2 separate regions of the Homo sapiens genome follow, and region 1 is linked to region 2. A link is a contact called in ENCODE Hi-C or POLR2A ChIA-PET data. All regions are on one chromosome and are shown on one strand. The core of a region is the stretch at or near the end of the contact, and the rest is flanking DNA. Distances in the headings are between cores, read along the strand shown. Region 1 holds the start of GET1-SH3BGR (GET1-SH3BGR readthrough). Region 2 holds the start of SETD4-AS1 (SETD4 antisense RNA 1).

What was found. A loop is a pair of places that touch in the nucleus more often than their neighbours do. ChIA-PET counts read pairs that join two places held with the same protein, here RNA polymerase II (POLR2A). Pooled maps may share reads with other maps.
Region 1: a loop to region 2 is called in a map with no recorded cell type, with 9 times the contacts of the local background. The contact joins the promoter of GET1-SH3BGR here to the promoter of SETD4-AS1 in region 2. A Hi-C loop is called at or near these places in 1 of 37 single-sample maps with no recorded cell type and 3 of 50 pooled maps. POLR2A ChIA-PET finds 5 or more read pairs at or near these places in 2 of 52 experiments (HEK293 and PC-9).

What each region holds. Positions count from the first base shown.
Region 1 is chr21:39,376,871-39,382,230 of GRCh38, reverse strand. It overlaps GET1-SH3BGR (GET1-SH3BGR readthrough), which reads right to left and starts at 1,905. Exons shown (of 14, transcript NR_146618.2): 1 at 1,745-1,905. GET1 (guided entry of tail-anchored proteins factor 1) reads right to left here and starts at 1,905. Exons shown (of 5, transcript NM_004627.6): 1 at 1,745-1,905. The coding sequence starts at 1,846.
Region 2 is chr21:36,056,770-36,062,227 of GRCh38, reverse strand. It overlaps SETD4-AS1 (SETD4 antisense RNA 1), which reads right to left and starts at 1,624. Exons shown (of 3, transcript NR_186380.1): 1 at 1,607-1,624. SETD4 (SET domain containing 4) reads left to right here and starts at 1,702. Exons shown (of 12, transcript NM_017438.5): 1 at 1,702-1,881; 2 at 3,304-3,412; 3 at 5,024-5,119. The coding sequence starts at 3,340. RefSeq lists enhancers at 1,700-1,749, 1,780-1,929.

The sequences.
Region 1 (5,360 bases), core at 656-3,155, 3.3 Mb before region 2:
ATACAAAAATTAGCCGGGCATGGTGGCAGGTACTGGTAATCACAGCTACCTGGGAGGCTGAGGCAGGAGAATCGCTTGAACCTGGAAGGTGGAGGCTGCAGTGAGCCAAGATCAGGCCACTGCACTCCTACATAGGCAACAGAGTGAGACTCTGTCTCAAAAAAAAAAAAAAAGAAAATGTTCTGGGAGCGGGGCCACGTGCAGTGGTTCACACCTGTAATCCCAGCACTTTGGGAGGCCAGGATGGGTGGATGGCTTGAGGTCAGGAGTTTGAGACCAGCCTGGCCAACATGGCAAAGCTCTGTCTCTACTAAAAATACAAAAAAATACCTGGGCGTGGTGGTGCATGCCTGTGGTCCCAGCTACTTGGGAGGCTGAGGTGGGAGGATCACTTGAACCTGGGAGGCAGAGGTTGCAATGAGTCGAGATTACACCACTGCACAGAGCCAGACCCTGTCTTAAAATAATAATAATAAAGTTCTGGGATAATGGTTGCACAAAAATGTGAATGTACTTAATGCCACTGAACTGTACACCTAAAAATGATAAAGATGATAAACTTCATATTATGTGTATTTTACAATTAAAAACAAGAAGATGAGCATGGGCCAGCTCATCAGGAGTCTTTTATGCAATGCCTGAGACATCATCTTAAAGACTGGATAGCATCAGGAAAGATTCTGAAGGAGACTCAGGGGTTAAAAGAGAATTCCCTATATCTCAGGACAATGCAGACAGTAGGACAATTGAGAGAGTAAGAATAGAGTTTTGCACAAAACAGGCACTCAATGAATACTGGTGGAATAAAATATCCTCCACTACTACCAATTTATCTTAGGAGAGAAAAGCAAGAACTGTTTTCCAAGACAACGCTGAAACGAATGCGCCCAATCTTTGAGGACTCCGCCTTTGCCCAACAGCTCCTCATTTCTGCTGTGGGCATACGGAGGGCGCTCATTCTCGGGGACAGTTCCCAAGGTACCCCCGCCTTCCATGGCCACACCCCACCACGCCCTGTCCAATTTGCCACCAAATCCCTATCCCTGCTCCAAAAGGCAATCAAATCTCCACCTCCAGTCACTAGGTGGATGACTTAGTGCCACCACTAAATTCTCTTGAGCCAGACTCCTCCGGGAGGTAAAGGAGGGTGGGATGATAATACTCGCCTCTCCCAGCAGCCGTGAGACAGAGGTAATGTACTCACTACCTGGCAGAAAGAGAGTGTTCCCCAACCTGGTTGCTCCCTTGGATACTGAAGGCATCACGCTGTACTGAGATTCTCTCTACACCTGTCTCCCACCCTACCCACCCCAAGAATGTGGGCTCCTGGACGCGAGGATCCATCTCTCCGGGACCTGGAACAGCTGACTTCGCCCGCCAGGCCTCTGGGAAACCCTGGCCGAGGGCTGCTCGAATGCCTCTAGGAACCAGGATTAACGGAAACGAGGCTGACAGCGGGGCACTAGGAACTCCCAGTGTGAGGTTCGCCGCCGCCACCCACAGCCAGAAGAGTCCAGGGTTGCCCGGTGTTTCTCCCAACCCCCTAGAACCCAGAAAGTCTGATTTTGGGGTAAAGCGTCGTACCTTTTAGACGCTAACAACTATCTCAAAAAAGCTTACGGACCAACCAAGACGCTACTACGGCCTTCAGTCGCCCAGTTGAGACCCCTGTACCTACGCCAGACCCGCCGGGGGACTGGGGCGGCATCCCCACCGGCCCTTGGGAGGCCAGGCAGCCACTTACGAAGGATGAGAAGGACGGGAGGAGGATCCTAAGAACATTGCATCCAAACACGAAGCTGAGCACCAGCAACCACGCCCAGTGGTCGGCCGCGGCTGAGCTCATCCCGGACGCTCCTGGCTGTGCTGGGTCCGCTACGGCAGCTCCATGGGGACCACAACAACAGCGGCGACCGCGCCTGCGCGGTGAAGCCAAGCGCCCCAGAACAGGCGCGCCGACGCGCCTGCGAACTGCGTCGCCCTCGCGGGAGGCGGGGCCGTTTTTTCGTCCGGCTCCAGTTGGAGCGGTTAACACGTTCCGGGTTTCTCCTGGGCCTTCGGCGGTTCCGTAGCCTTCTAGCACCCATCCCTACTGAACCAGTTTTCTGACGTCCGTGTTTCTTTTTTTCCTTCTTTTTAAAATTAAAAACCTTCTCATAGTACCAAACTCTGGTTTCAAGTGCTAACGACTCCCTGCTTTTGTCATAATTAGTACTTTCTTTAAATTAACTTTTAATTCTAGATAAGTTTAAGAAAAACTCTTCCATAAATAGAAAACTACCGTTTTTATAGTAGCAGGTAACTGTCGTGTTCCAAGCAGTTACATGGAAAATGCCTTACGTTTTCGTTCCAGATCTAAACACTGTAGTAAGTCTAACCAATTTACACAACTGCATACCTGAAAAATAAGTTTAATAGAATGCACTGTTCACAATCATTAGTAATAGTTAATAAATTAACCTGAATCTAGGTGAAGATCAGGTTTTGCAGCGAAAGAATCCCAACTCAAATGTATGCAAAGTGAGCAGGGCGAGGTGGCTCACGCCTGTAATCCCAGCACTTTGAGAGGCCGAGGCGGGCAGGTCATGAGGTCAAGAGATTGAAACCAGCCTGGCCAACATGGTGAAACCCCGTCTCTACGATACAAAAATTAGCCGGGCGTGGTGGCGCGCGCCTGTAGTCCCAGCTACTCCGGAGGCTGAGGCAGGAGAATCGCTTGAACCCGGAAGACGGAGGTTGCAGTTAGCCAAGATCGCGCCACTGCACTCCAGCTCTGGCGACAGAGCGAGACTCCGTCTCAAAAAAAAAAAAAAGTATGCCTAGTGGATAAAGCAAGACATGTTCAACTGTCTCTTCTGCCATGCTGCCATGACTGGTTTCTGAGGACTAATTCCTAATCAAAATGATGCAAGATTGCGGGTACACTGGCTCACGCCTGTAATCCCAGCACTTTGGGAGATCCAAGCAAGGTGGATCACAGGCCCAGGAGTTTGAAACCAGTCTGGGTAACATAGTGAGATCCCCATCTCTACAATAAAATATAAAAATTAGCCGGGCACTGTGGCACGTGCCTGTGGCCTCAGCTACTAGGGAGGCTGAGATGAGAGGATCGCCTGAGCCTGGGAGGTCGAGGCTGCAGTGAGCTGTGATCACACCACTGGACTCCAGCCTGGGCGACAGAGCACAACTCTGGCTCATTATTATGAACCAGTTAAAATAATTATGCGGCTGGGCACAGTGGCTCAAGCCTGTAATCCCAGCACTCTGGGAAGCCGAGGCAGGTGGACCACCTAAGGTCAGGAGTTCGAGACCAGCCTGACCAACATGGCAAAACCCTGTCTCTATTAAAAATACAAAAATTAGCTGGGTGTGGTGGCGGGCACCTGTAGTCCCAGCTACTCAGGAGGCAGAAGAAGGAGAATCGCTTGAACCTGGGAGGCGGAGGTTGCAGTGAGTTGAGATCGCACCATTGCACTCCAGCCTGGGTGACAAGAGTGAAACTCTGTCAAGAAAGAAAGAAAGAGAGAAAGAGAAAGAGAAAAAGAAAGAAAGAAAGAAAGAAAGAGAGAGAGAGAGACAGAAAGAAAGAAAGAAAGAAAGAAAGAAAGAAAGAAAGAAAGAAAGAAAGAAAGAAAGAAAGAAAGAAAGGGAAAGGAAAGGAAAGAAAGAGAGAAAGAAAGAGAAAAAGAAAAAGAAAAGAAAAGAAAGAGGCTGTGGTTCTACAAATTTCTGTGTCAAGAAAACATGTGAAGCAAAACTATTCTGTAGTGGTAGAGTGAATTCCTTCCCTGAAAGGACTTATTGGTTAAGTGACTTCTGAACTGACCAAAACAAAGAGCAGGAGTCTGGCTCTCCTCCATAGCCTTCCCTTCCACCTGGATGGACCACGCAGCACGGCAGCCAGGCTCCTGGCTCCTCTCTCACTGGAGATTGAGATGGATTTAGAAGGAGAAACTGCCTCTTGAAAAGTGATGACAGGCCAAGCATGGTGGCTCATGCCTGTAATCCCAGTATTTTGGGAGGCCGAGGTGGGTAGATCACCTGAGGTCAGGAGTTCGAGACCAGCCTGATCAACATGGTGAAAACCCATCTCTCCTAAAAATACAAAAATTAGTCGGGCGTGGTGGCGCATGGCACACGCCTGTAATCCCAGCTACTCAAGAGGCTGAGGCAGTAGAATCACTTGAACCCAGGAGGCGGAGATTGCAGTGAGCCCAGATCACACTGTTGCACTCCAGCCTGAGCAACAGAGAGACTCAATCTCAAAAAACAAGAAAAAAAAAAGGAAAAGTGATGACAGCCCCGACCCCACTGGACCCCTTTCACCCGCCCCCAGTCTCTGCCTCTGGCTAAAGAGAAGTCCACTACCACACCCCACTGCCACCTATCTTCAGGAAAAGGATTACCTAATTCCTGGACAGTCGAGAACTCCTAACAAAAAAAAAACCCTGGAGCATGTCCTCAACTTTGCAGCAGCGGTGGGAGAGAAGCAGCAGCACCCGGGCTTCACAGGCAACCCAGTCTGAAGAACTCAACCCTCTCCTGTTGCTTCCTGTGAGCAGCACTTCACAAAAGCACCAACAATGGAAGGCGGAGACCCTCTTCCAACACATGGAAAGCAATGTGAGAGCCAGGGTGTTTCAGCATGAGTCAATCTACATCTAGCACAGGTTAAGATAGTAAACAAAGCTCATAACAAGAACAAGACTGTTCATTTCTTAATGCTGCTGTAACATATTACCATGAACTCAGTGGCTTAACTTTATTATCTCACAGTTCCAGGAGAAAGATACCTGAAATGAGTCTTATTGGGCTAAAAATAAAAGCAAAGCTGAGTTCCTTCTGGTGGTTCACGGGAGAATCCATTTCTTTGCTTTTTCCAGCTTCTAGAGGCTGCCTGCGTTCCTGGTCTTGCATCCCTCTTCCTTGTCAAATCCAGCAGGCACAGTTCTCTGACTCCTGCTTCCATTGTTACATCTTCCCTGGCTCTCCTGCTTCCCTCTTTCACTCTAGAAGAATCTTTGTGATTATACTGGATCCATGTGGCTAAACCAAAATAATCTCTCCATTTAAAATTGTTAACTTAATTACATCTGCAAAGTCCATTTGCCACAAAAAGTAACATATTCACATGTGCTGGGGATTAGGTTGTGGACATGGTGGGGGGACAGTATTCTGCCTACTGTAAATACCATAATCATTCGTGAAAATGAACCAAGATGGCAGCAAGAGAAACTCCACAGAGAAGAAGCCTATTACTGGTTTATTAATGAACATGGTGTTGGTTGCCAGAGGAAAACCATAAGCTTCCAAGCACTACTGGAGAAATAACATCAGTTGCTTCCAATCAATCACTGTTC
Region 2 (5,458 bases), core at 375-2,874:
TATTTTAACATCAATGCTGGCCAGTTGTATCTAAACTGTAAAAGAGAGAGGGTATAATGAGGCATGTCTGACCTCACATTCCATCAGGGCTGGGAACTAAGTTTCTAAGTTTTTTTCTGGGGCCATCTTGGCCAAAAGGGGTTCCATTCAGTCAGTAGGGGCTTAGGATTTGTTTAGTTTACAGCTGTTAGAAACTATGTTAGTGTTTAAATCTTTTAGTGTTGGGGGGCAGGGGTGAATAAAATCATTTGTGTTTAGAATCTGTAGTTTAAATAGGATTTGTGCTCCGTATGCTGAGCGCCGGTCCACTGGGCCCACTTTTCTTTCTCTATACTTTGCCTCTGTGTCTCTTTTTTTTCTCAGTCTCTCATCCCACCCGATGAGAAACACCCACAGGTGTGGAGCGGCAGGCCACCCCTTCACTATTTACATAGTATTTACATTGTATTAGATGTTATAAGTAATCTAGAGATGATTTAAAGTATATGGGAGGATGTGCATAGGTTATATGCAAATATTACACCATTGTGAAAGTTGCAGAATCAAAATGGAGTCACTTGTGTCAAAACCCTGATAAATGCAGCTGGGGAAGGCCTTGAAGGAAGGGTTCTCATGCACTACGCCTCATAACAAGAATTGTCACAAAAGACCCTAACCTTGCAGAAAGGCCCAATCTTAAACACAGAAAATCCTTCTGCAAGGACATCTGTCCAGCAACTTTGGACTGATGCTACCTTTGTTATTCATTCTTTTAGCCAAAGATAATTGATTTAAAGCAATTCATATAATCTTCATTTTCCTTTTAAAAACATCTCCTTGCCTCAACCTCCCCCAAAACGCACACAGTTTACTATGGCATGCATATTCCCATTGCAATGCTACTCCCAGATAAATCTCATTTTCTTTTAGGGAGCCTCTTTTGTTACTTAGGTTTACACCATTGTATACAAGGGACTTGAGCATTCTAATTCTGGTATCCGCAGGGTCCTGGAACCATTCCCCCACGGACACTAAGGGACAACTGTACTTGTTTTTCATGACAGAAAACATGTTTAGGAGTACTAATTTTTTTTCCCCCATAGAAGATTTCCATAGAAGGGTTTTGGAGAGAGACACCACAGGAACATGCTATCAGCATGATTTCTTCCTGATGTTATCCTTGACCACCCGGTAAGGTACTGTTTGCCAGGTTTCTCCACTGTAGTCCCCAACACCATTCCAGGCTGTACTCTTTGGAATCAAGTTACTAGGCATAGCCCATAATCAAAGTGGGGGTGGGTGGGGCAGAAATCGAGCTCCCGCTATTGGAAGAAGGGGTATTTAGATATATTATTTAGAATTTTCCTGTGAGGCGGGTCCTGGGGCCAGAATGAAACGGTGGAATGGGGGCGGGGATTGGCGAGCAAAGTGACTCGACCCGGCAAACCCAGCCTGGCAGGAAAGCCCGAGGTCTGGGCGAACAGGGCCGCGCGCCCTAGGTGGTTTAACTTCGTAAGGAAAGACTCCGCAGGCCGGCTTTTCAGTGCGCAGCTTGCTCGCCTGCGGGTTACTGGGTTTTCTGACCCCTGACTCGACGTAGGGGTTATGGGGCTGTGGGTGTGCCGACCTCGTCCCCGACTGTACTGGGCGTTGGCGGCGAGTCCGCGAACACTGCGCATGCGCGAGCCGGAAGCTGCCGCCCGCGGCGGAAGGGGCGGACCCGGGAGACTGAGGACTTGGATTGCTTAAGGACACCAGGCAGGCGCGACAGCCTTCAGCCTCTCCCTCTGCAGTTTTGGCCGGTTCCTTTAACTTGCCTTCATCTGGGGCTGTTTGGTATTTCCACGTGCCTTGGGCCCGCCCACTGCAGCCTCCATCTTGGAAGCGGCCGCCGGCGCCTAGGTGAGCTAGTAGGACTTCCGGGTCGGGCCTCCAGTTGCCCGGGTAACGGGAGCAGAGTCGGCGGGGTGCGTTCCTTAGTCTTTCATTCATCAGCGTAAAAAGAACTGAGTTTAGGTCGCAGGTCCCCTCCAGGGCAGGCATTATCGTGTGCGCTGCAGTAACCTCTCATCTTGTGGAGTCCTACACTTAGCGCATGTTGCTCCGGCGCGCTGCGTAAAGCTGAGGAGCCTGAGGCCCGAGGTCCGATGCTCGCCTGGCTGGCCTATGGCTGCGGGAGCGGTGTGTGTCGGACCGTAGGACGGCCTCACGGCTAGAGTTTGAGGACTATGGGGGCGGGGACGGTGCCTGTGTCTGTGGCGGTCACCGGGCTTCACGTGGTCCTCAGCAGGGTGATGGTGGACAGCTCGCGCGAGGGCCCGGGAGTCTTGGGGACACTTCCCGGCGCGGTCTGTGGACTGAGCGCTGGGACCCGCACCGAACCAGCCGCCGTTCGCCTCTGGAGCTGGACATGCCGACTTTCGTTAGGTCAAATAATGAACCTTATACTGCGGAAGTGCGGTATTAATATTGCCTGGAGTTCTTGTCTCTTGCTCATTTCTGCCCTCGTATGTTTTAGAAGTAGATTTATTTTTTATTTTTATTTTTTTAATTTATTTTTTGTGACAGAGTCTCGCTCTGTCGCCCAGGTTGGAGTGCAGTGGCGTGATCTCGTCTAGCTGCAGCTTCCGCCTCCTGAGATCAAGCGATTCTCCTGCCTCAGCCTCCCCAGTAGCTGGTATTACAGGTGCCTGCCACCACGCCCGGCTGATTTTTGTATTTTTAGTAGAGACGGGGTTTCACCATGTTGGCCAGGCTGGTCTTGAACTCCTGACCTCAGCCCGCCTCGGGCTCCCAAAGTGCTGGTTTTACAGGCGTGAGCCACTGTACCCAGCCATTATTTTATTTTTATTTATGTATTTATTTTTTTATTTTTTTGAGACGGAGCCTCGCTCTGTCGCCCAGGCTGGAGTGCAGTAGCGCGATCTCGGCTCACTGCAACCTCCGCCTCCCAGGTTCAAGCGATTCTCCTGCCTCAGCCTCCCAAGTAGCTGGGATTACAGGCGTGTGCCACCACGCCTAGCTATTTTTTGTATTTTTAGTAGATTAAGCTGTAGTCACTAGGTCTGCAAGATAAAACTGTTTTAGAGGGACTGATATAATGGGAATTCTGTTACTGTAGGGATCATGATTTAGCTCACAGTATAAACGTTTCATGTACAAAAGCACTTGAGAGAAACAGTTTACCAAAACATACATTTGTATACTTAAAGGTACAAAGAACAGTGATTATCATATAACTGGAAAGTAAATCAAAGAAATGTTTTTTATTTTAGATTGAGCATTTCCACAGAAATTACAGTTTTGTCCTTTTTGAAAAAATAGAACTGTATTTCAGAAAAAAGAAACTACAGTTTTAGCATGCAGAAAGGAAAAGGGAGAACAAGCCGGATCAGAAGACGAAAACTCTGCGGAAGTTCTGAATCAAGAGGAGGTATGGTTTTTCTTTTAGTACCAGTAATGAAAAAAGAAATCCTTTTGTGATTGCTTGTTTGTTCATACGTAGCTTTTCTTTCTTTCTTTCTTTTTTCTGAGACGGATTCTCGCTCTGTCACCCAGGCTGGAGTGCAGTGGTGTCATCTTGGCTCACTGCAACCTCTGCTTCCCCGGTTCAAGCGATTCTCCTGCCTCAGCCTCCCAAGTAGCTGGGACTACAGGCGTGAGCCAGCATGCTCGGCCTAACACATAGCTTTTCTCAAAGGCACACAGTGTTCAAAGAGAATCTTTCTTTTTTTTTTTTTTTTGGAGACAAGGTACATTCTGTTACCCAGATTGGAATGCAGTGGCGTGATCATGGCTTGATCTCCCAGGCTCAAGTGATCTCCTCCCTTAGCCTCCCTCCTGCCTCAGCCTCCCAAGTACCTGGGACTACAGGTACATGCCACTGCACCCGGCTAATGTTTTTTTAAATTTGTTGTAGTGACAGGGTCTATGTTGCACAGGCTGGTCTTGAACTCCTGGGCTCGAGTGGTCCTCCTGCCTTGGCCTCCCCAAAGCACTGGGATTACAGGTGTGAGCCACTGTGCCCAGCCCAAAGAGAATATTTCTTAAATAACACTCTTTTTTAATGGTGCCATTGTATTCTTTTAGATCCTGGTGGGAATGTGAAGATAACTAACTCATTGTTTCAACTGTCTTCTCTGGGGATGACTCCCAACTTTCTTTTTCTGGTCTTGACCTTCAGCTATCTGTAGGATATCAATGTTTGGATGTAAATTTATGACTTCAAATTCAGGGTAACCCTGTCTGAAGAAGATACTGTATCTTGTTCAATACAAAAGTGCTTGGCCATCTGGAAAGTCCTATGTAAATCCAACTGGATATGGTACAAGATATCGATAAGCTCACTTTTTTTTTTGCTGATGGAGGTCCAGTTGTTTGATCATCATTTATTGAAAAGACTATCTTCTTCCACTGATTTGCCTTTGCACTTTGTCAAAAATTTACGTGTGGACCTCTTCCTATTTTCTGTGTTGTTCCTTTGACCTATTTGTGTCTGTTTTGACAATATCACACTAATTTGATTACTGTAGCTTTATAATAAGTTTTAAAATCAATCTTTCAAAGATATTGGGGCTATTCTAGGCTTTTTACATTTCCACATGAATTTTGGGATCATCTTGTTAATTCCTGTATGAAAGCCTGCTTGAATTTTGATTAGGATTACATTGAATGAATATAGTCGTATGTTGCATAAGTATGTTTTGGTTGATGGATCACATGTACAGTGGTGGTCCTCAGATTATAATATTGTATTTTTTTTTTTTTTAAGAGATGGGGTCTTTCTGTGTTGGGCAGGCTGGGCTCAAACTCCTGGCCTCAAGCAGTCCTCCCGCCTTGGCCTCCCAAATGCTGGGAATACAGAAGTGAGTCATTGCGCCTGGCCAATACTGTGTTTTTATTGTAACTTTTCTATGTTTAGATACACCAATTCTTACTATTGTGTAAGTCTGTCTGACACATTTCATCAGACATGTTCTTTTAAAAATGGTAATCCGATTATATAGTGGTTTTAATCACCATTTGTTCTCTCCTTGCCTGATAGTGAATGAGAGCCACAAGTCTGAATTTATAGAGCTGAGGAAGTGGCTGAAAGCTAGGAAGTTTCAAGATTCAAACTTAGCGCCTGCTTGTTTTCCAGGTAAGATCTAGCCTTCAGCTGTCCTGCCCTTTCCCACACGAGAGCCAGGTAGACAGCAGGGGCCACTCTTGCAGGTGGGCCTCAGCAGATATTGTCCTTCAGCTGGTTTGCATGTGTTCCCCTTGGGTTGGAGGAGGAGTCCCCTGTGTATGGCCAGTTAATTGCAGAGCAGTGGGCTTCAGCACTGAACTGAGGTAGACTGACATTCTTCTCTGGAACTTGTGCTTATTAGGGAGGTTAGGTTAACATTTTGCCAGGCGTGGTGGCTCACATCTGTAATCCCAGCACTTTGGGAGGCTGAGGCAGGCAGATCACTTGAGCTCATGAGTTTGAGACCAG